Linked DNA regions of Homo sapiens: region 1 is linked to region 2. A link is an interaction called in ENCODE POLR2A ChIA-PET data of the cell type or tissue named here. Cell type or tissue: MCF 10A. All regions are shown on one strand. Links, peaks and the distances in the headings refer to the core of each region. The heading gives the core; the rest is flanking DNA.

Region 1 (11,235 bases), core at 3,786-7,785, 210 kb after region 2:
CATAGCTGCTTTAAAATCTTTGTCAGATATTCTAATATAGCTGCCATCTCAGTGTTGACCTCTATTGTCTTTTTTCATTCAGTTTGAGATCTGGACATTTTTGTATTATGTTATAAGACTTTGGATCTTAATTTAAAACTTTTGTTTTAACTAACTTTGTCTGTCACTGCATTGGCATGAGAGGGGGTGTCATTTCATTGCTGCCAGGTGAAGGTAGAAGTTCAGATTTCCCACTGTACCTCTGTTGACACTCAAGCGGGACAGGTCTCCTCCTTACTGCTGGATAGGGCTGCTTGTTCCAGCCCCACATGGTGTCTACTGATACTGTGGTAGAGGTGGCCTCATTACCTCTGGGTGATGGTTAAAGTCCTGACTCTCTACTAGGCCTCCTCTGATACCAACTGAGCAGAAAAGCAGAGGGGTACCTCATTTCTGCCAGATGGATATCCAGGTTCCCCACTGACACCACGGTCTTTATTGCCATCATGCACACAGAGAGGAGGGCTCATTACTGGCTGGCTGGGACAAAAGTCCCAGTTCCCTACTTGGCCTTGTGTGACACCACTCTAGTAAGGGTATTGGGGTGGCCTGTTACAATCTTGAGAGAGTGGAAGTCTAGGTTTCCCACTTAGTTTTGGCATGGGTTGGGGTAGGGCCACGGTAATAGAGTTCTCCAGAGAAATAGAACCAATGGAATATATGTATAAATTGGCTCATGTGATTATGGAGGCTGAGAAACCCAATGATCTGCCATCTGCAAACTAGAGCCCCAGGAAAGTCCGTGGTGTAATGCCAGTCTGAGTCTGAAAGCCTGAGAACCAAGGGAGCCAGTGGTATAAATTCCAGTCCAAGAGCAAGAGAAGATTGATGTCCCAGCTCAAGTAGGCAGGTAGGAAGCAAAACAGGGACATTTGTCCTCCCTTTGCCTTTCTGTTCTATTCAGGCCCTCAACAGATTGGATGATGTCCACTCACACCGGGGAGAGTAATCTGCTTTACTGAGTCCATGGATTCAAAAGCTAATCTCATCCAGAAACACCTCACAGACCACCCAGAATAAAGTTTAATCTAGGCACCCTGTAGCATGGCTAAAAGTTCCTGTCTTGCAGACTGCCCCTTGCCTTTGGCTAGCAGAAACAGGCTTTTGTTGGAGCTTTTCTTTTTCTTTTTGGTCTGTGCCCATTGACATTTCCTGGTTGCTGGTTTCTTCAGCTCCAAGTGTGGAATAAATGAAGCAAAAGGAAAACTCGGAGAACTCACCACTGTGGTGTTTCTTGGGTCTTGAGGTTTCTATCCAGTCTGCTTTCTTTTCTCCACCTTTCAAAGTCTTCTTACGTTTAATAAATAATTTCCAGGGTTTATGGTTGTTCTAGGAGTGGTCAAAGTACATTACCCCAACCTCCCAGAGGCAGAAGTTCCATCCAGTGTATTTTCCATTTCAGATATTATATTTTTCATCTCAAGAAGTTCCATTTTGGTCTTTTAAAAATACCTTCCATTTCTCTCCTCATTATATTTTTGTTTTTCTTTACATTATTTAACAAATAGATTAAATATGTTCATTTTAAATTTAATTCAGTATGAAACTGTTAACCTTTACAAAAAGACAACTAGGAAAATGGCTAAATATTTATTTCTATAACCCCTAGTTTCACATATTTTTAAGTTCAGAACTAAAATACTATGTCTCCTCTGACGCCTTGGTGAAGTTAATAGTACAAACTCCTTTTTTTAACTTTTTCTCCTGACTTGGTCTGTTTTTATTTTTTTTAATTGACAAATAAAACTTGCATATATTTATAGGGTACAACATGATGTTTTGATATATGCATACATTGTGGAATGGCTAAACCTAGCTAATTAACGTATGTATTACCTCTTGTACTTATCATTTTTTGTGTGTGGTAAGAGCACATAAAATCTATTTTCTCTTTTTTTTTTTTAGAGATGGAGTTTTGCTCTTGTTGCCCAGGCTGGAGTGCAATGGCACGATCTCAGCTCACCGCAACCTCTGCCTCCCAGGTTCAAGTGATTCTCCTGCCTCAGCCTCCCCAGTAGCTGGGATTACAGGCACGCACCACCACGCCCGGCTAATTTTTGTATTTTTAGTAGAGACGGGGTTTCACCATGTTGGCCAGGCTGGTCTCAAACTCCTGACTTCAAGTGATCCACCTGCCTCGGCCTCCCAAAGTGCTGGGATTACAGGCATGAGCCACTGCACCTGGCCCGTTGCCCATTTTTAAAATCAGGTCGTTTGCTTTCTTGCTATTGAGTTGTTAGAGTTCCTTATATATTTTGGATATTAACCCCTTGTCAGATGTATGGTTTGTAGATATTTTCTCCCACTGGGTAGGTTGTCTCTTTACTCTGTTGATTTTTTGCTTTGCTGTGCAGAGGCTTTTTATTTTGATGCAATTCTGTTTGTCTACTTTTGATTTTGTTGCCTGTGCTCTTGGGCTCATATCTAAAAAACCATTTTTCAGACCAATGTCATGGAGCTTTCCCCCTGTGTTTTCTTCTGGTAGTTTTACTGTTTCCGGTCTTATATATACGTCTTTTCCCCATTTTGAGTTGATATTTATATATGGTATGAAATAAGGGTCTACTTTCATTTCCTTTATTTAATTCTTAAGAACATGCAGGCCAGGTGCGGTGGCTCACACCTGTAATCCCAGCACTTTGGGAGGCTGAGGTGGGAGGATCATCTGAGGTCAGGAGTTAGAGACCAGCCTGGACAATATGGTGAAACCCCATCTCTACTAAAAAAAATTAGCTGGGCATGGTGGCGGGTGCCTGTAATCCCAGCCACTGGGGAGACTAAGGCAGGAGAATCACTTGAACCGGGGAGGTGGAGGTTGCAGTGAGCTGAGATCACGCCATTGCACTCCAGCCTGGGCAACAAGAGCGAAACTCCATCTCCAAAAAAAAAAACAACACCACATATTTATATCTCTTTTAATGTCCTGTCTACTAATCCCACCATTTCTGACATTTCTGGGACTGTTTCTTTTGGTTCTGGGTAATGTTTTCTTATCTCTTTTTATAATCATTTTTTAAAGAGATGGGGTCTTACTGTGTTGCCCAGGCTAAAGTGCAGTGGCTCTTCTTGGGTGTGATCATACTGTATTACAGCCTCAATCTCCTGGCCTCAAGTGATCCTCCTGCCTCAGCCTCCTGAGTAGCTGGGACTACAGGTACATGCCACCACATCCAGTACAATAATATTAAATTGAATGTCAAACCTTGGGAATTTTATTTTGTTCAGTGATAGGTTTTGTTGCATTTCTCTAATGAGTGTTGGACTTGGTTCTGGCATGCTTGGTATCAGTTCGATCATCAGTGCTTGTTTTCAAGCTTTGCATGGTGGCTCCAGAGTAGCCTTTATTCTAGTGTCCACTACTGAGTCCTTTTAAAGTCTCTATATAATGCCCCATGTATTATAGGATCTATTCATATAGGCTGTGAGGAACACAAACAAAATATTCCCAATCCTGTGTAAGTTCTGAGAATTGTTTGGCCTTTCATTTTCTGTTGTTGTTGTTGTTGATTTTAACCCCCTGCCTTGTGGAATTTTGCCTCATTAATGTACATATCAGTATTCAGCCAAAGTTTTAAGGTCTGGGACCTCTTGGCAGATCTCCAAAGCGCTCGGTGTCATTCCCTCATCTCCAGTGTTTTCCCTTTTTTCCTTTCCTTTCCTTTTTCTTTTTCTTTTTCTTTTCTTTTTTTTTTTTTTTTTGAGATGGAGTTTCGCTCTTGTTGCCCAGGCTGGAGTGCAATGGCTCAATCTCGGGTGACCGCAACCTCTGCCTCCTGGGTTCAAGCAATTCTCCTGCCTCTACCTCCCAAGTAGCTGAGATTACAGGCATGCGCCACCATACCCAGCTAATTTTGTATTTTTAGTAGAGATGGGGTTTCTCCATGTTGGTCAGGCCAGTCTCGAACTCTCTTCCTCAGGTGATCTGCCTGCCTTGGCCTCCCAAAGTGCTGGGATTACAGACGTGAGCCACAATGCCCAGCCTTCCCTCTTAATTTCTAGCCAACACATTCTCCACCAACCCTAATCTCTGTTTTCTCCACTCAATGAGACTGCTGACTCTATTGCGGCTCCCCTCTCTGCAGTGCAGGAAACTGCCTCTAGGCAGTAAGCTGAGGCAATTCTGCACTACTGGCTTTCCATTGTCTATAAATATTTCTTTCATAATTTTATCTGGTTTCATAGTTGTATAGTGGGAAGGCAATTTCTGTAGCTGTACTTCCTTCTTGGGAGAAGTGGAAGTCTTCTTGGGCCAATTTTTCAGCTGGAAACAACTTGTTAAAGAGGCTACGTCTCTAGCAGAAAGGACCCTGAGACACCATGACAAGTATATAAGGTAGTAATTTTCCCAATCCTAACCCACAGGGACTTATGACCTTTTATTTTCATAAGACACAGGAGAGAAAGAGGACTATGCAAACATTTAAAGCACTGTTGGATAGAGTCCATTGACATTGACACCCTAGGATTGGAAGCTCCATTATGGACCTCTGTTAGAGTTGCAGGGTGTGGAGGCTAGGTAATAATTGTATTCCAGCTCCAGCTCTGACTCTCAGTAGGTCTACCAGGTTTACAGACTCACCTAGTAGTTACTTCATGAGTCCTTAATGGACAGTTGGAATAGACATATTTGACAGTTGGCAGAACCACCAGGTTGGTTTTTTGGTTTGTGAGGTAGGAAATATCATAGTGAGGAAGGCCAACATGAAGTGTCTGGAACTGCCTCCACCATTCCAGACCAATATAATAAATAAAAATTACTCCATTAGTGCCCTGCTTGAAGACCTAAAGAATGCAGAGGTGGTGGTGCCCATCATATTGCCATTTAATTCACTAGTCTGGCAACTGCTAAAACCAGACAGATCTTGGAGAATGAGTATGGATTACTGCAATCTCAATCAACAAATAATGCTAATTCTATCTGCTGTTCCAAATGTGATATCTTTGCTGGAAAAGATTAACGCAGCCTACATGGTATGTATTGATCTGGACAATGCACCCTTTTTCATCCTTGTAGAAAGGAAGATCATAAAAGCTTGCTTTCACTGAGATGAGCAATAATATACATTTCCAGTTTTGCCTCTGGACCATGTAAACTCTCCTGCCTCTGTCATAATATAGTCTGAAGGGACCTGGACCATTAGGACATTCCATAGGACATCCCATTACTGCACTGATGACATCATGGTAATTGTACAGGATGAACCTGAAATGATACCTGTATCAGAGGCCTTGGTAGGATAAATCTTCTTCAAATAGTAGGGCAAGAATCCTACAAATATTCAGGATCTTGCCAGATCAGTGAAGTTTTTAAAAGTCCAGTGGTCTGAAGCATACCAGGACATTCCCTCCAAAGATGATAAGGAGAAATTTTGCATCTCGTATTTCTCACCACTAAAAAGCACAATGCCTTGCAAATGTCTTGGGGTCTATTGCTAGCATATTCCATACTTGGAAATGTTGCTTTGACACAAATATCATACGTGACACAAAAGCCTGCCAACTTTGAGTGGGTCCCAGAGCAGGTAAAAGCTCTGTAGCAGGCCAAGACTGTGGTACAAATGGCCCTGCGGCTTGGATCACAAGACACCATATTATATTAGAGGTGTCAGTGGTGAGAAAAGATCATATACTGTTCGTGATAAATCCCAATAGTAAGTCACACACAGCCCCCTATAGTGCTGGAGCAATGCCATGCCATCTGAAACAGAGCATTATATACCTTTCAAAAGATAGCTCCTGGAATGCTACCGAGTACTAGTTGAGACAATGTGCTTACCTATGGGACGTTAAGTCATGATGTATTATAACCTGGGTTCTGTCAAACCCACAAGTCATAAGGCTGGGTGGGTCGACCGGTCATCCTTCATAAAATGAAAGTGGCATATGTAGAATTGGGAACAAGCAGGGCTGGAAGGCAAAAGTGAGCTACATAAGCAGGTGCCCAGATGCCCTGTCACCCACTATTGATGCACTGGTGGTGCTTTCTCAGTTTACATCTGTAGCCACATGGATCGGAGATCCCTCATGACCTGATGACAGAAGAGGAAAAAGGCTGAGCTTGGTTAATGTACTGGTTGTCTCATTAGGTGAAAGTAGGCTGGAAATACACTGTGGCTGCACTATGGCCCCACTTAGATGGCCTGTGTACCTGCCAGAAGTAAGAATATATATAGACTCATGGGCCTGGAAGGCAAACTGGAAGATTAAAAACAAGGAAGTGTGGGGAAAAGGAACATAACATACCCGAGAATGGGTATACAGTGTGATGATTTTTGTATTGCAGGTTAATTCCCATCAGATAACATCCACCACAGAAAAGGTACCAACCAAGCAGATGGAATGACTTAGCCAAATAATGTTAACCAGGCTTTGTTGCTGGCACCCCAATGCTGGCAAAGTGATCAATGAACGGAGGAGCCATGGTGGAGCAAATGCAAGGGTTCAACGTCATGGACTCATCAAGTCTGATCTAACTACTGCATCAGTGAATGTCCAGCTTGCCAGCAACAGAGACCAACACTTAGCCTGATGTCACCATTCCTCAAGGAAACCGTCTAGCCACTTGGTGGTAAGTTGATTACACTGTATCCTTGCTACCTTGGAAGGGGAAGTGTTCTATTTTGAAGGGGCACTGATGTATATTATGGGTACTGGTTTGCCTTTCCTGCCTGCACAGCCTCGGTCAGCAACACCATCCAAAGGTTTACAAAATTTTGATCCATTGGCCTGAAATCTTGTGTAACATTGCATCAAACCAAGAGACCCACTTGATAGCAAGGAGGTACAATGCTGGGCACATGATGGTAGGATTGGCTTTAATCACATACCGTACTATGCAGAAGCTGCTCCCTGATAGAGTGCTTGTTAAAAGCACAGCTAAGGCACCGGATTGGAGATGATAACCTGTAAGGAGAAGGCATCATCCTTCATGATGCAGTACATACCTGAGACCAATAGCCATTGAATAGTGTATCCTTAAGGAAAATATATGGCTCTGGGGAACAAAGGGTGGGTGTAGGAGCAGCCCGCATTATCATCACTCCCAGTGACCCAATTGAAGAAACTGTGCCTTCTATCCCAACTCTGGTCTCTAAGGGTTTAGAAGTCCTGGTTCCCAGAAGGGGAATATTTGCACCAGTGAACACACTGAATCTCACTAAACTTTAAGCTATGGCAGGCACTAGATTACTCCAAATCACTACCAAGAAACAAGGCAAGGAAATGAGTCATTATCAGGAGGTGGGGCTGCTATTACACAGTGGGGACAGGGAAGAATATATCTGGCACCCAGATCATCCACTTGAGTATGTTTCTCCTTGCCCAATTTTGATGATAAATGAACAAGTGCAGTCATAGTCTGAGAAGGGCATGATGGCCAGGTACCTCATCTGGTAACCCACGTGAACCAGAGGTACAACCCCCTCAAGGGGGTTGGGGAAAGATCAACAATAGGTAGTAGAGAAGGGAGGTGAATGCCAGTTGCAAACTCAAGCTACAGCAGCAGAGGCTGTGGCCTGTTCCAGACCTTCCTCTTTTAAGTTTCCCCAGAAAGAGATCCATCAGAATCCTGAAGAAACCATTCCAGAACTAATGAAACAAATCAGTCTGAGCAGTGCAAAGGGTGGACTGCAGTGTTGACTGTGGTGTGCTGCCCATATTTTCCCCTTGAGGACTGAAGCTGCTAAGAATGCTGACAGCTGTCACCTGTGCCTCATCCAGGGACCGCCTTTGGCTGAAGTTAGCCACCTCACTCATGATCATACCCCTTTCCTGGTCAAGTGGGGAGATAAGGTCCAGCCCACTTACCCTACTGGGGCATCCTGCAGAGCCATCCTAGTTTGAGCTCCTGATTGACTGAGGCGTTTGTTAAGACTGCATCAGCTCAATTTCTCCCTCTACCCAATTCTACTGCCTTTACTCCCCAATAGGTGTTGATGCAGATAACTCCTCCCAATAAACTTCCTGCATGTGAATCTCCAACACAGAGTGTTTTTGCCAAGAACTCAACCTATGGCAGGTATTTAAATGCTTTTTAAGGTTAGCTGTGTGAAATGTGTGCTCGTTGCTCAATTTCAGAGAGTTTCGTGATGGTCATGTTGAGAGATGCTGTGTGTGTTTAATTAGCCTACCATTTCAAGGACAATAGGAATGGGGATCATTGAAATGGCAAATTTCAGTGGGCTTGGGGCTCATGCCGAGGCTGCAGGTCCTCCCCAAACCTCAGGAGCGTGTCCAGGATGGCAGAACTCTGTGCTTCAGTTTGGGGGTTAATTCTGGGTGTCCCCAACTCACTAGGGATTAACTGGGGTACAGAAGTGTATGCATCTACTTCAATCTAGATTAGCGCTTCCTAAATACTGGGGTCTCTGCAAGTTAATGGAGGCTCAAACCTTTCAGGAAGTTCTGTTAAATCCAAGACTGAGTGTACCTACCAAAAGCAGTCAACCATCTTTCAAAACAAGAGGGTCCTGCTGGGAGATACTGGCAATGAGAAGTTCCTATAGGACCATAAGATCAGTCTGGGGCTGGGTGCAGTGGCTCATGCCTGTAATCCTAGCACTTTGGAAGGCCGAGGCGGGTGGATCACCTGAGGTCAGGAGTTCAACACCAGCCTGGCCAACATGGTGAGACCCCGTCTCTACTAAAAATACACAAAAAATTAGCCGGGCGTGGTGGTGGGCTCCTGTAATCCCAGCTATTTGGGAGGCTGAGGCAGGAGAATCGCTTGAACCCGGGAGGTAGAGATTACAGTGAGCCAAGATCGTGCCATTGCACTCCAGCCTGGGCAACAAGAGCGAAACTCCATCTCAAAAAAAAAAAAAAAAAAAAAAAAAATCAGTTTGGGCTTCAATATGCCCAAATAGGCTATGAGGGCACCTATATTTACACTGATTGCCCTTTATTGGTAACATCTCCATCTGAGGGTGGATCCTGTCTGGCATGGTGACCAAGATAAAAGATGCAAAAGATCAACATCATCCACCAAGACTATTTCCACTACATGTGTAAGTACAGTTGCTTCAAGAAGCACAAGAACATGTTCATGCACCCATCCCCTTGCATCAGGGATGTCCAGATCAGCAACATCATCATGGTTGGGTAAGCACCAGCATGAGCAAGATGGTACACTTCAACATGCTCATGGTCCCCAATGCCACCAAGAAGCAATTCCAGTTCTGAGTCTGGATGCCTGCCTACTCCCTAATGTGAAATAATGTTATTTTCCCATTCAAAAAAAAAAAAAAAAAAGAAAAGAAAAGGGTGGGGAGGGGAGAAATGCTAAATTTCAGATAGTGCCAGTGCCACACTTGAGTTACAGAGCTCTGTCAAGTATGAAGTTGGCTATAGTTATCAGTGCAACTACTGATGACAGACTTTCTCATTAGCTGAGATGGGATGAAAGTGTTTAACTGACTCAGAGTGGTAGGTGAGCTCAAATAGGAAAGAAACCAATGTCTGGTATGGATAGCAAAGGAGTCAATGATCCCATCTTTACTACCCTAAACTGCATGACCTCACATTGTATTTGAGTGACCTTGGCACAATCCACCTGAAAATGAATGTTTTTTTCTACTAATGAAACTCTGAACTTACAGAAAACTATCTACTTTCAGGCCAGGCATGGTGGCTCATGCCTGCCTGTAATCCCAGCACTTTGGGAGGCCGAGGAGGGTGGATCATGAGGTCAGGAGTTTGAGACCATCCTGGTCAATATGGTGAAACCCCATCTCTACTAAAAATATAAAAAATTAGCCGGGTGCTGTGGCACATGCCTGTAGTCCCAGCTACTCGGGAGGCTGAGGCAGGAGAATCACTTGAACCAGGGAGGCGGAGGTGCAGTGAGCTGAGATTATGCCACTGCACTCCAGCCTGGGTGACAGAGCAAGACTCTGTCTCAAAAAAAAAAAAAAAAAAGAAAAAGAAAAAGGAAAAAACTATCTACTTTCGTTTATCTCCCATCAAGACATCCATTCATCCATTCCAGAGTTACCTTTTGACTAGCTCCCTATCTTAATCTTGGTCTAGAAAATTAAGGTAACTTCTTTTTCAGAATTTCAGGAGCTGGTTCAAGGAAAAAAGTTCCCTTTTTAAGCTTCTTTCATCCCAGCTTTCCAACAATTACCCTTAGGCCTTACTCAGGTCTTAGAGAAGCAGAATCCATTGTGCTTATTCACATTGATGACTACATCAATGTATCTAAGAAGAGTAAGTGTTAAGACCAAACACATCATCAACTTGTTCAGCACAATTTGTTCATACCACAGTAACTGTGGGATGCAGTCTAAGATATTCTCTTCTTTCCTTTTTAGCAGCAAACCTCTGTGACTCAAGGAAATCTCAGTTGGATGTCCTGTCTCATCTACTCAAGACCAGTAAGCAACACTTACTTAAAAAGAACATATTCTCTTTATTTCTGCTTGGGATACAAATGTTCAGTTTGGATGATGAGAATGAGGCAAGTACTGGAGACAATGGCTGGCTCTCCTGTTTGTCCCAATAAACTCCAATGGAGGAAGAAGCTAAACAGGTTTTGGATGGTTTCGGTCTACTGCATCTAGCTTATCAAATCTACAGCCTGGTACTTCTGGAACAGGACTTCCCTGCCCCAGTGATGACAGTTAAAGATGGCAAAAATGAAGAATTCAACATGTATACGCAGTGCAGTCTGATGTCTTCAGATGTTCTCTAAAATTCTGTATTTGGTCAGAGCTGGGAGTGAGATCAGGGTGCTTGCACATTTCTGCTCCACTGCTCCCGATTCTGCTTTGCTGCCTTGGAGGGAGAGTAGATTTAGATCTGGGGGCTGGTGGGGGCCATAGCCTTGGCAGCTTGCTGGGCTAACCAGTACTTATATCTTTTGGTCTTGGGCTTCTCAAAGTTCACGACAGACATAGGCACTCTCACAGTATCAAGCCCATTTACCTGCACACAAAACAATGGGAATTCTCAGAGATCAGTCAGGTAAGTAAGATTTAGCACCACCTAATCCCAGCTTTTCACCCTGACTTTTCTCCCAGTCAGAAAAAGGAGAGCTAGGGCTGGGCACAGTGGCTTATGCCTGTAATCCCAGCACTTTGGGAGGCTGAGGCAGGTGGATCACCTGAGGTCAGGAGTTTGAGACCAGCCTGGCCAACATGGGGAAACCCTGTCTCTACTAAAATACAAAAATTAGCCAGGCACGGTGGCGTGTGCCTG
Region 2 (11,235 bases), core at 4,217-8,216:
TGGGTGCTCAATTCATGTGCAAAGTGAGTCAATAAATAAATGAACAGATGTTTCTTCCGGAGTCAGAATGTAGACAGTTGAACTGATTAGAGATCCTACTGGGAGTGAGGGCCCTGGGACTCTGTTGGTGTTTCCCCACTAGCCAGGCAGTGTGCCTTAGCGTATCACATGTGGACATGGACATAGGGCCAATACACTCTCTGGGATGTTTTTATTGTTGGAGGCAGATGCAGCAGGTACAAGGAGCCAGTGTTTTTCAGAACTGCAGACCATAACCAGTAGTGGGTCTGAGATCAACTTAGTAGGTCAGACCAGTATTAAAAAAGAAATAGAATTAACACTCTTAGAGTGTTAGTGAGGATAGACATTTTTGGTAGAACTTTTATTTCAGTTATATATATATGTGTGTGTGTGTGTGTGTGTGTGTGTGTGTGTATTATATATGTACGTGTTTGTTTACTGGGTCTTGATGTGAAATATGTTTTTGAGATTGAAAAGTTTTGCAAGCCACTGTGGTAAGTTATATTGGCAAATAAAAGAACAAATAAACACCAAACTCCTTTTTACTAGATATTTCCATTAACTTCCTTTGGTTATAAACAACAGAGAATGACTCCAGCTAAACTAAGCAGATGAGGAAATTATTAGAAGGAAATAGAGCAGTTCACAGAATTTAAGGGAAAGCTTAGAAAGCCCTAACCAAGGATGTTCTGGGGCCTGGGTAAGTGGAACGATGGAGGCTTACTACTATTGGTGAATTGGTTCCAGCTGTTTTAGGTCTCTGCACCATTATGCTCAAGATTCCAGGGAGAGAGTACCATTGTCCCTTGGCCCCCAGTTGTCCAGAGCAGGACAGGGTTCCTTGACTGATAGGCCCCCCCCAGATTACAGTGATGGAAGGAGATTCTCCAAAGACCCAAGTGTTGTTATCAGTGGAGGGGAATGGAAGCTGCGTGGCAAAAGAACAGATGTCTATGACATTAGACTTTACCATGGATGATCTCTGATTTCATTTCCCTCCTTCCCTCTCTTCCTTCTTTCCATCCTTCTTTAAATCACTTTTTTTTTTTTTTTTGAGACAGGGTCTCACTCTGTTGCCCAGGCTGGAGTGCAGTGGTGTGATCATAGCTCACTGCAGCCTTGAACTCCTGGACTCAAGGGATCCTTTCACCTCAGCCTCCCAAGTAGCTGGGACCACAGGCATACTCAACATGTTTAGCTAATTTTTCATTTTTCGTAGATATGGGTTCTCACTATGTTGCCCAGGCTAGTCTTGAACTCCTGGTTTAAAGTAATCTTCCTGCCTCGGCCTCTCAAAGTGCTGGGATTACAGGTGTGCACCACTGCACCTGGCCTTAAATCACCTTTTTTTTGGGCGGTGGGAGGGGGAGGATGGAGTCTCACTCTGTCACCCAGGCTGGGGTGCGGTGGCACAATCTTGGCTCACTGCAACCTCCATCTCCCTGGTTCAAGCAATTCTCCTGCCTCAGCCTCCCGAGTAGCTGGGATTACAGGCATGGGCCACCATGCCCAGCTAATTTTTGTACTTTTACTAGAGATGGGGTTTCATCATGTTGGCCAGGCTGGTCTCAAACTCCTGACCTCAAATGATCTGCCCGCTTCGGCCTTCCAAAGTACTGGGATTACAGGCGTGAGCCACCGTGCCTGGCCTCTTAAATCACTTTTTATCAAAGGAGTTTCACTCTTGTTGCCCAGGCTGGAGTGCAACGACGTGATCTCGGACATTTAAAATCACATATGTGCATGATTTTAAAGTATCAAAGTATCAATAATATCAAAAGGCTTTTAAAAGAAAATAGCAGTCCCCTGCTCCAAGTTCTGCTCCATGGAAGTAACCACTTTCTACTCTTTGAGCTGTTTTGTGTTTACCTCCATGTTTCTAAATAATATGCTTACAGTGATTTTAATTGATTTATCAGTTTTAGACATCTATTGACTTCTGTTGTAGGAATTATAGGAAAATCTATACTCCCACCCCTGACATGCTTCCTTCCCATCCTCCCAGTGTAATTGTATTACAATTTTTGGTAATGTAATAAACTAGTTTCTGTTAATAGCATTGTGGTCAAGAGCATGGCTCTGGGCTGAGTGCAGTGGCTCACGTCTGTAATCCCAGCACTTTGGGAGGCTGAGGCAGGTGGATCACCTGAGATCAGGAGTTCGAGACCAGCCTGACCAACATGGCAAAACCCCATCTCTACTAAAAATACAAAATTAGCCAGGTGTGGTGGTGCGCACCTATAATCCCAGCTACTTGGGAGACTGAGGCAGGAGAATCATATGTACCCAGGAGGTGGCGGTTGCAGTGAGCCGAGATCACGCCATTGCACTCCAGCCTGGGCAACAAGAGTGAAACTCCGTCTCAAACAAACAAAAAAAAGAGCATGGCTCTGGGAATCTGACTAAGGTGGGCTCTAATCAGGCTTTGATGTCTGCTTTGCCCAAGCTCACTTAGGCAAATTACTTAATTTCTTCATTCTTAGTTTTCTCACTTGTAAAACTGGGATAATAATTGCACCCTTCTCATAAGGTAGTTGTGAGGATTAAATTAGATAATACACATAAAATATGAAGCACAGTGCCTGGCATGTGGTAAGTACTCAGAGGTTAGCTATTATTTTCTATTTCTACTGGCTTAGACTAGACTGTTTTAACCTCCTATAAGCAACCAGCCAAGGGATGGAGGAAGAGTCTGGGAACTCTCTGGTTTGGGCAAGGTTTGCTCCTCCTCATTATGCTGACTTTTGTTTATTCCTGTTTCTTTCTCGTTTCCTTGATGATCCAGGTCCCTCAACCAGTGGAGAGTCCCAGGGGTGAGAGGAAGGCCTACAGATAGACCCAGGGTGAAGACCTGAGTAACCTTTGCTAGTCCTGACTCAGCCAGTACTGGTCTTAGACTGGTGATGGGTCAGGGTTCATATTTTGGCATCTCTCTCTGGGCATCTTTCCTCTTCTTTTTTAGACCTCATGACCAAGGCAGCTGGTGTCCCCTGCTGCTCTGGTTTCTTTAAGTAATATATCAGTTTTATCTTTCTTTCGAATATTTGCATTTTTTTCTTTTTTTTTTTTTTCTACAGCATCTTTTTATTGTCTTTACCATTACTTTAATGCATTTTAAAATTTATCTACATTAATTGGGAACTATTTGCATTTTTTTCATCCTCTCTCTCTTTTTCTTTTTCTTTTTTTGGATTTGTCTTGGCCAGAGAGGTTCTCCAACACCCGGGTGGACTTGGAATTTTTTTATCAGCTGCAATCTGAAGACTTGTCTTTACTGTGGAATAGGTGACATTCCTTTAGGACCTCAGAAGCTCAAGTAGTTTAATGCCAAGTCTTTCCAGAGCCTCACTCTCTTTTATTTTTTAAATTAGAATTGTGATTTATTGAAGCCTTACCATGAGCTTCATATAATTTTTTATGAACAGCTTTATTGAGATATAATTCATATACCCCATTTAAAGTATGTAACTCAGTGGTTTTTAGTACATTCACAGAGTTGTGCAATCATCAATAAATCAATTTTAGAACATTTCCTTACCTTATAAAGAAATCCTGACCCATTAGCAGTCACTCCCCATTTCCCCCCAATCTCTCTCAGCCCTAGGCAGCCACCAGTCTACTTTTTTTCTCTATGGATTTACCTATTGTGGATATTTAATATAAATGTAATCATCGGTATGTGATCCTTTGTGACTGGCATCTTTTATTAGAATGATGTTTTCAAGGTTCATCCATGTTGTAATGTGAATCAGTACTTCATTCCTTTTTATGGCTGAATAATATTCCATTATTTAGATGTATTACAACTGTGTTCGTCATGGATAAATGTTGGTGGACATTTGGGTTCTTTCTACTTTTTGGCTATCATTTATAATGCTGCTACGAACTTTGGTGTACAAGTTTTTGTGTGGAAATATATTTTCATTTCTCTTGGAGAGGAATACCTAGGAGTGGGATTGCTGGGTCAGAATATTTGCATTTTAAAGGAGGATTCATCTGTAGCCATTGCTGCTTACTCCAGAGGACTGAATGTATTCTAAAATGTGGAAGTCCTGGTTCTGTGACATCTGAGTGTGGGGAAAAACTGCTGGGCAGAGGAGCCTTTCAAGTTTGGTGGCTGCCTGTTCCTTCTACTCATGAAACTTGTCCTAAACTCAGCCCATAAATTTCTCCTCACACCATCCCATCTCTCCCATTTATTGCCAGGTTCTTACTTTCAGGAGCACTGCATTTTTCTGATGTCACCAAGGCTGCCAGGAATTTGGGGAATGCTGGGCTTTGCCAGAGAAGGAGGGATCTCCTCTGAGCGAGGAGAGTTACCTCATCATCAGGCATTTGGCACTAACATTTGCCCATAGTTCTCCAGGGTGGAGGGGGGCGTGCACCCAGATGGTTTCAGTTCCAGACACGTGTGCTCAGAGAGGTGGGATGAGCTTCCTTGCCTGCTAGTAATTATGGTGCATGCCTCTTTGGGTCAAGGTGCAGAGGCTTGTGAAATACCTTTGTTTTCTAGGGGTTGGGAAGGTTCAGTTGCGGAAATAGGTATGTGCCAGGAAGGCTGGTGGCCCAGATTTAAGCCTGGCCAGCAGAGGCAGGAAGTGGAGGAGACAATATAGGGTAAGAAGGGGATGAGTCGATGAAGGAAGAAAAGAGACGTGGTTTTCTTGGGTCTGGGAGCACAGAAGCAAAAATCACTAAGCAGGTAGTCAGAGACTAGAGAGGGCAGAGCCACTCCCTTTGATGCAGAGGGGGCACTGAGGAACTTGCCCTTTCATTCCAGGTTTGCTGGTCGCTAGGCAGGTGTCCTAGAGTGAGACTGGCTTAGCAAGTGGGTGTCTCCTTCAGAGTTGGTTCAGGAGCTCACTTCCCTCTACAGACACACTGTCACTGCTAGGCCCTAGTGTTTTCCTTTGTTAGGGCTCCAAGTAATGAGAAAGGCTGCCCCATGTAGGGTGCCACCTCAAATCCTTTTTCTCATTTCACCTCACAGTAACCCTGGTGAGCCCTCTACATAGTGCCTGTCCAGCCCATGCCTCTGGGTAGGCAGCCACATAAAAATCAAACACCTGTTTTGTTGGCTAATCTGGGGAGGAAGAAAGGGAGTGATTCTTTGTGTCATACTCCACAAAGGGCCATCTCTGGCCTAGGCAGCACTGCAGAAGGCAGGACCATGTACCTGAGACTGATGAGCTGAGTCGGGTGCGAGCCTCACTCAAGGAGAGGGTAGAGAGGGTAGGTACCCACCTATCCCATCCGGCTCTGTTCTTTGAGTTTATGGGACTTCCTTCATCCTGATCACTTGGGTGCCATTGTTACAAGGGGCTGGCTATTCCTACTTTTCTTTTTTCTTTTTCTTTTCTTTTTTTTTTTTTTTTGAGACGGAGTCTTGCTCTGTCACCAGGCTGGAGTACAGTGGCCCAATCTTGGCTCACTGCAGCCTCCACCTCCCAGGTTCAAGTGATTCTCCTGCCTCAGCCTCCCAAGTAGCTGGAGCTACAGGCGTGCGCCACCACGCCCAGCTAATTTTTGTATTTTTAGTAGAGATGGGGTTTCATCCTGTTGGCCAGGATGATCTCAATCTCTTAACCTCGTGATTCGCCTGCCTTGGCCTCCCAAAGTGCTGGGATTACAGGCTTGAGCCTCCGTGCCCAGCCTCCCATTTTTCAAAGTGGGGAAACTGAAGTGACTGCTCCTCCAGCAGCTTGAGAGGCCATGTACACTTGGGGTGGGAAAGTGGGTGGGATTGAGGGGCAAAGTGAGGGAAGAGTGGGATACAGGGTGAAGATGAATTAAGGTTGCTGGTTTCCAGCTCAGGGGCAATCTCCACTTCCTTTACTTCCTCTTAGAAAGAACCTTACACTTGACTCCTACCCAGTCCTAGTGACCCCTGTAAAACCTGGGGAGTGAGAGCTGGGGGAACGCAGGCTTTTCCCTATTCACATGAGCCTGTGGTGTGAGAACTCTGCACCTCTCTCCTTATTTCCCTGGGGCCTCCCTGTTTATCTCCTTATCTCTGCTGTGGCGTCTTGATCTCTAACCCCTCAGCTATGTGTTTACCCCCTCCCTGCTTTGAGGAGTGAGTCAGGGTTGGAGATTTGTTTGAACAGAGTGGTGAGGCTGCCTATAATTTGGAGGTAGCTGGGCTTCTCCCAAAAATGTTTATGAGGTTAGAGGCTGCTTACCTTGTGATTAGTACTGCTCCTTTTTCCCTAGAGAAGAAGGCTCCACTTCTCATCTTGCCTTTTAGAGTACCCAGTAGAGACCCCCCTGCCGGATATTTTTGGGGTGTTCCTAAAGCTCCCTGGAGCCTGCTCATAGTCCTGAGGAAATGCAAGCCTGCTCTAGAAAACAACTAAGTGCACCAGGCAGAGAGGAGCCCCAGGATTTGCTCCTTGACTCTGGGTTGGGGGTGCAGGCCGAGGTCTGTGGCCTTGCTGACTAAGATGCATTCTCCAGTTCTGGAGGATGAGGTGCCAGAGAGAGCCCTAAGTTTTTCATCAGCTCCATTAGACAATTTACCTCATCCACCCTCTTCCCTTGCAGACTTTCCAGAGCTACTTGGGAAAGTAATGCTGCTTCACCCTTGTGAAGAGATGTATGGTTTGCAAATCACTTTTACATCATTCTTGCACATCTATCTACTCTTCCTAAAATGTCGGTTGTGAAATTATCACCCTCATTTTACAGACAGAAAACTGAGGCCCAGAGAGATTAAGTGATTTGCTCAAGGATTAATGGTCATCAATCAGGACTCAGACATCCTGCCTCTGACTTCAAGTTTAGTACTTTGTTTTGAAACAGAGTCTCGCTCTGTCACCTGGGTTGGAGTGCATGGCACAGTCTTGGCTCACTGCCGCCTTGACCTTATGAGCTCAATTGATCCTCTCACCTCAGCTTCCCTAGTAGCTGGGACTGCAGGTGTGCACCACCACACCAGGCTAATTTTTGTACTTTTTGTAGAGACAGGGTCTCATTATGTTGCCCAGGCTGGTCTCAAACTCCTGGACTCAGGTGATCTGCCCTCCTGGGCCTCCCAAAGTGCTGGGATTACAGGCGTGAGCCAACATGCCTAGCCAAGTTTAGTACTTTTTCTTTCCTTCTCTTTATATGTTTTATTATAGGAGTGTCACAGGGCTCACTGCACCTCTCTCCTTATCTCCCTGGGGCCTCTGCCTCCCAGGTTCAAGCGATTCTCCTGCCTCAGCCTCCCAGGCAACTGGGATTACAGGTGCCCACCACCACACCTGGCCAGTGTTTTGTATTTTTAGTAGAGACGGGGTTTCACCATGTTGGCCAGGCTGGCCTTGAACTCCTGACCTCTGGTGATCCACCTGCTTTGGCCTCCCAAAGTTCTGGGATTATAGGCGTGAGCCACTGTGCCTGGCCCAAATAGTTTTTTCGTTTGTTTGTTTTTTTGAGACAGAGTCTCACTCTGTCACCCAGGCTGGAGTGCAATGGCGTGATCTTGGCTCACTGCAGCCTCCGCCCCTTGGGTTTAAGCGATTCTCCCACCTCAGTTTCCCGAGTAGCTGGGATTACAAGCATGCACCACCAGGCCCAGCTAATTTTTATATTTTCAGTGGAGACGGGGTTTCACCATGTTGACCAGGTTGGTCTCAAACTCCAGACCTCAAGTGATCTGCCTGCCTCGGCCTTCCAAAGTGCTGGGATTACAGGCGTGAGCCACCACACCTGGCCCCAGCTTGCTTTTTCACTTAACACTTATTTTGAGATTTATTCATGTCAATGCATGTTTCATAGTTCATTTATTTTCACAGCTGAATAGTAGTTCATTGTACTAATATGTCAGGGTTTATTCATTCATTTTCTAATTAGCCAGGCACGGTGGTGCACGCCTGTAGTCCAGCTGCTTAGGAAGCTGAGATGAGAGGATCAATTGAGCCTGGGAGGTCAAGGCTGCAGTGAGGCATGATCATGCCACTGCACTCCCGCCTGGGTAACACAGTGAGACCCTGTCTCAAAAATAATATATAATTTAAAAATTTGTTTTCTTGTCAGTGGGCCATCTGGGTGGTTTCTGGTATTTTGCCATTGCATGCAATGCTACTGTGAACATATTTCTACATGTCTTATCTTTATATTTCTATAAGTGTAATGAAATCCCCCCAAAATAGCTCATTAGCATTTTAATTTGCCTTTTCCTTTACTGGTGAGGTTGAGCATCTTTCCTATTCCATTAGCCACTTGTTATTTCTTTTTAGAGTTGCCTTCTTAGTCTTTGCTCAGTTTTTCCTTGACCTTCCTCTGCTACTTTTCTGTGTCTGCTTTTTCTAGTATTCCATACTGCTTCTCTAAACTGAAGAGCTGGAGTTTCTCAAAGGGAATTGGGAAAATCCCTGAACATATCACCTGGAACTCATGCAACAACATATTTTTTTGAGAACCTATTCTAGGCCAGCCATTGTACTAAATAAGCTATCCATGTCTTCAAGGAGCTTATGATTTTCTCGGGGGAGATGAATGAATTGTTACAAAAGAATGGGCTCCTTGTTAAAGTGCAGGATATGTAGGTTGCAGTAGGTGCTCTGACTGAGGGAGGAGTGCTGGGATAAGGGTCGGACCCTCAGAGAGGAGATACCTTGAAGGCTGAGCAGGAATTCTCCAAGGAGGCAAGGGAGGAGAGGATACCCCGGTCGGAGAAAGCAACATGCGCACCTCTGGGGAGGTGGGAGCACGTATTGCACTGGAAGACCCGTTAGCAGAAACAGACTTGGCTTTGGATGCCTTCTACAATTGGATCAGGAAAAAGTTGGGGATAGAGTGCAGGGTACATTGGGGTACTGGAGGGAGTCAAAACATTTTATGTGGTATAAACTGTGATGGTCCTGATCATAAGGGGACTCTAATACCATAATAAGGAGTTTTTGACTTTTTGTTTTTAAAAACATTTAATAGTAACATATATACAGAAAAATATGTACATCACAAATGTCCAGTCAAGTAATTTTCACAAACTAGACACATTCCTGTGAGCAGCACCCAGATCAAGAAACAAATCATTACGGGCACTGCAGAAGCCCCCTCATGTCCCCTTCTAATTACCACCTACCTCCACCTCAAGGGTAACCACTATCCTGACTTCTAAAGTGCAAATTATATTAGTTTTGCTTATTTTTGTGCTTTTTATATAAGTGGAATCATACAGTATACTTTTGTGTCTGGATTCTTTTGCTTAACATCTTTGTGAGATTTACTGATGTTGCATGTACAGTGCTTCATTCTTTTTCATTGTTGTACAAAGTTCCATTGTATGAATATATTACAATTTATTCTACTCTTGCTGAACATGTGGGTAATTTCTGGTTTGAGGCTATTTTGAAAAATGCTACTGTGAACTTTCTAGTATACATGCTTTTATGGGAAACATATGTATGTGCCAGGGCAAAGGGAAAGCCTCTCCTTCACCCTCGGAAGTTTTGCTGAAAATCACTGACAAAAGAAAATAGGGAAAAAGGCCCGGGCGCGGTGGCTCACGCCTTTAATCCCAGCACTTTGGGAAGCCGAGGCGGGTGGATTACCTGAGGTCAGGAGTTCGAGAGCAGCCTGCCCAACATGGTGAAACCCCATCTCTACTAAAAATACAAAAATTAGCTGGGTGTGGTGGGACACGCCGGTAATCCCAGCTACTTGGGAGGCTGAGGCAGGAGAATTGCTTGAGCCCGGGAGGTGGAGGTTGCAGTGAGCCGAGATCGTGCCACTGCACTCCAGCCTGGCCGACAGAGCGAGAGGGACTCTGTCTCAAAAAAAAAAAAAAAAAAAAAAAAAAGGCATACAGATTTATTTGATCATAGTTTTAGGTGACATAGGAACCTTCTGAATGAAGACCCAAATATACAGAGGAAAACGTCCATTATTTTTAAATTTTCAATTTTTATTATTTTTTAAAAGCTAGCCTTACTGAATCAGAAGCAGTCCATTCTTAGATTTGAAAAAGTATAGGCAGCTGTGTAGAAATATGATTGGACAAAAAGGGTATGATCTAATGCTGAGAGACTAAATGGGGAAACCCAGCAAGGCCTGTCTGTCTAGATTCTTCTTGACCTCTCTAAGCATTCCTTCCAGGTGTGAGACAGGGCCCTCTCTGGAATGGGGGTCTTATGACTTCAGATCAAGCAAGGTGGGTCAGATAATTTTTTTTTTTTTAGATGGAGTCTTGCTCTTGTCCCCAGGCTGGAGTGCAGTGGCACGATCTTGGCTCACAGCAACCTCCACCTCCCAGGTTCAAGCAATTCTCCTGCCTCAGCCTCCTGAGTAGCTGGGACTACAGGCACCTGACACCACGCCTGGCTAATTTTTCTATTTGTAGTAGAGATGGGGTTTCGCCATGTTGGCCAGGCTGGTCTCGAACTCCTGACCTCGTGATCTGCCCACGCCTCCCAAAGTGCTGAGATTACAGGCATGAGCCACTGCACCCGGCCAGATAATTTCTTTATAGCTAGCTTTTAATAGAAAGAGAGGTGGAAAGTCAGAGTAATATTTTTAGGTTTTATGGCTGGCTTTGGGGAAAAGGGGTTCTGGTTTCTATGACCCACCTTGAGAAGAGGGATTCTAGTTTCTATGGCTAGCCCCGGGATGGGGAGGGGAGGAATGAAAGGCCAGAAAAGAGGTCAGGAGAAAGTCAGAGAAAACTTTTTTCTTCCGAGGTCTTCATTTTGGGGTATCATATTCTGAGATCCTACATTTGCATTTCTGTTGGGTAGAGTAACTAGTGGTGGAATTGCTGTGCCTTAGAGTACTTTTGTGTTTATCTTTGGTCCATGCTTCTGAATTTTCCAGCGATTGTGTTGCTGCGCAATCCCAGCATCAGTGTCTCAGAGTGTCGGTTGTTCCACATCTGCTGAACACTTCGTATTTTTTTTTTATCCATTTCATGTTAGTCATTCTGATAGGTATTTTGTGGCATTGTTTTGTGGTTTTACTTTCCAGCTCTTTGATAATGCCTAATGAAGTTGAACCCCTTGTCATATGTTTAATGACTGTTTGGGTATCCTCACAATGATGTGTCTGTTGGCATCTTCTGCCTGTTTTTCTATTGGGCTGCATGTCTGGCTGGCTGTCTCCCTTTCTTTCTTTAAGTAAACATTTTATTTTGAAATAATTTTAAATTTACAGAAAAGTTGCAAAGTAGTACAGAGAACTCTTATATACCCTTCATCCAGTTTTCCCACAATGTTAACATCTTATGTCACCATG

The links. ChIA-PET counts read pairs that join two places held together with the same protein. Peaks named below come from ENCODE experiments on the same cell type or tissue, not always from the same donor. Only the 100,000 strongest peaks of a DNase experiment are listed, where the experiment ranks them.
Region 1: POLR2A ChIA-PET joins it to region 2 with 5 read pairs; 6 of 35 experiments call an interaction of 5 or more read pairs at or near these places.

The regions. Positions count from the first base shown.
Region 1 is chr1:151,749,220-151,760,454 of GRCh38, forward strand. MRPL9 (mitochondrial ribosomal protein L9) reads right to left here. Exons shown (of 7, transcript NM_031420.4): 7 at 10,428-10,962. The coding sequence ends at 10,831. It also overlaps the pseudogene RPS11P3. Among named protein-coding and RNA genes, the nearest start is that of MRPL9, 8.7 kb to the right of the region's middle. In MCF 10A, for the core only: no CTCF peak of the experiment used is centred there; no DNase peak of the experiment used is centred there.
Region 2 is chr1:151,542,926-151,554,160 of GRCh38, forward strand. All of the region lies in intron 1 of TUFT1 (tuftelin 1), which reads left to right. It overlaps MIR554 (microRNA 554), which reads left to right and starts at 2,871; the gene lies at 2,871-2,966. RefSeq lists an enhancer at 4,003-4,521. In MCF 10A, for the core only: no CTCF peak of the experiment used is centred there; DNase peaks (open chromatin) are centred at 4,406 and 6,096.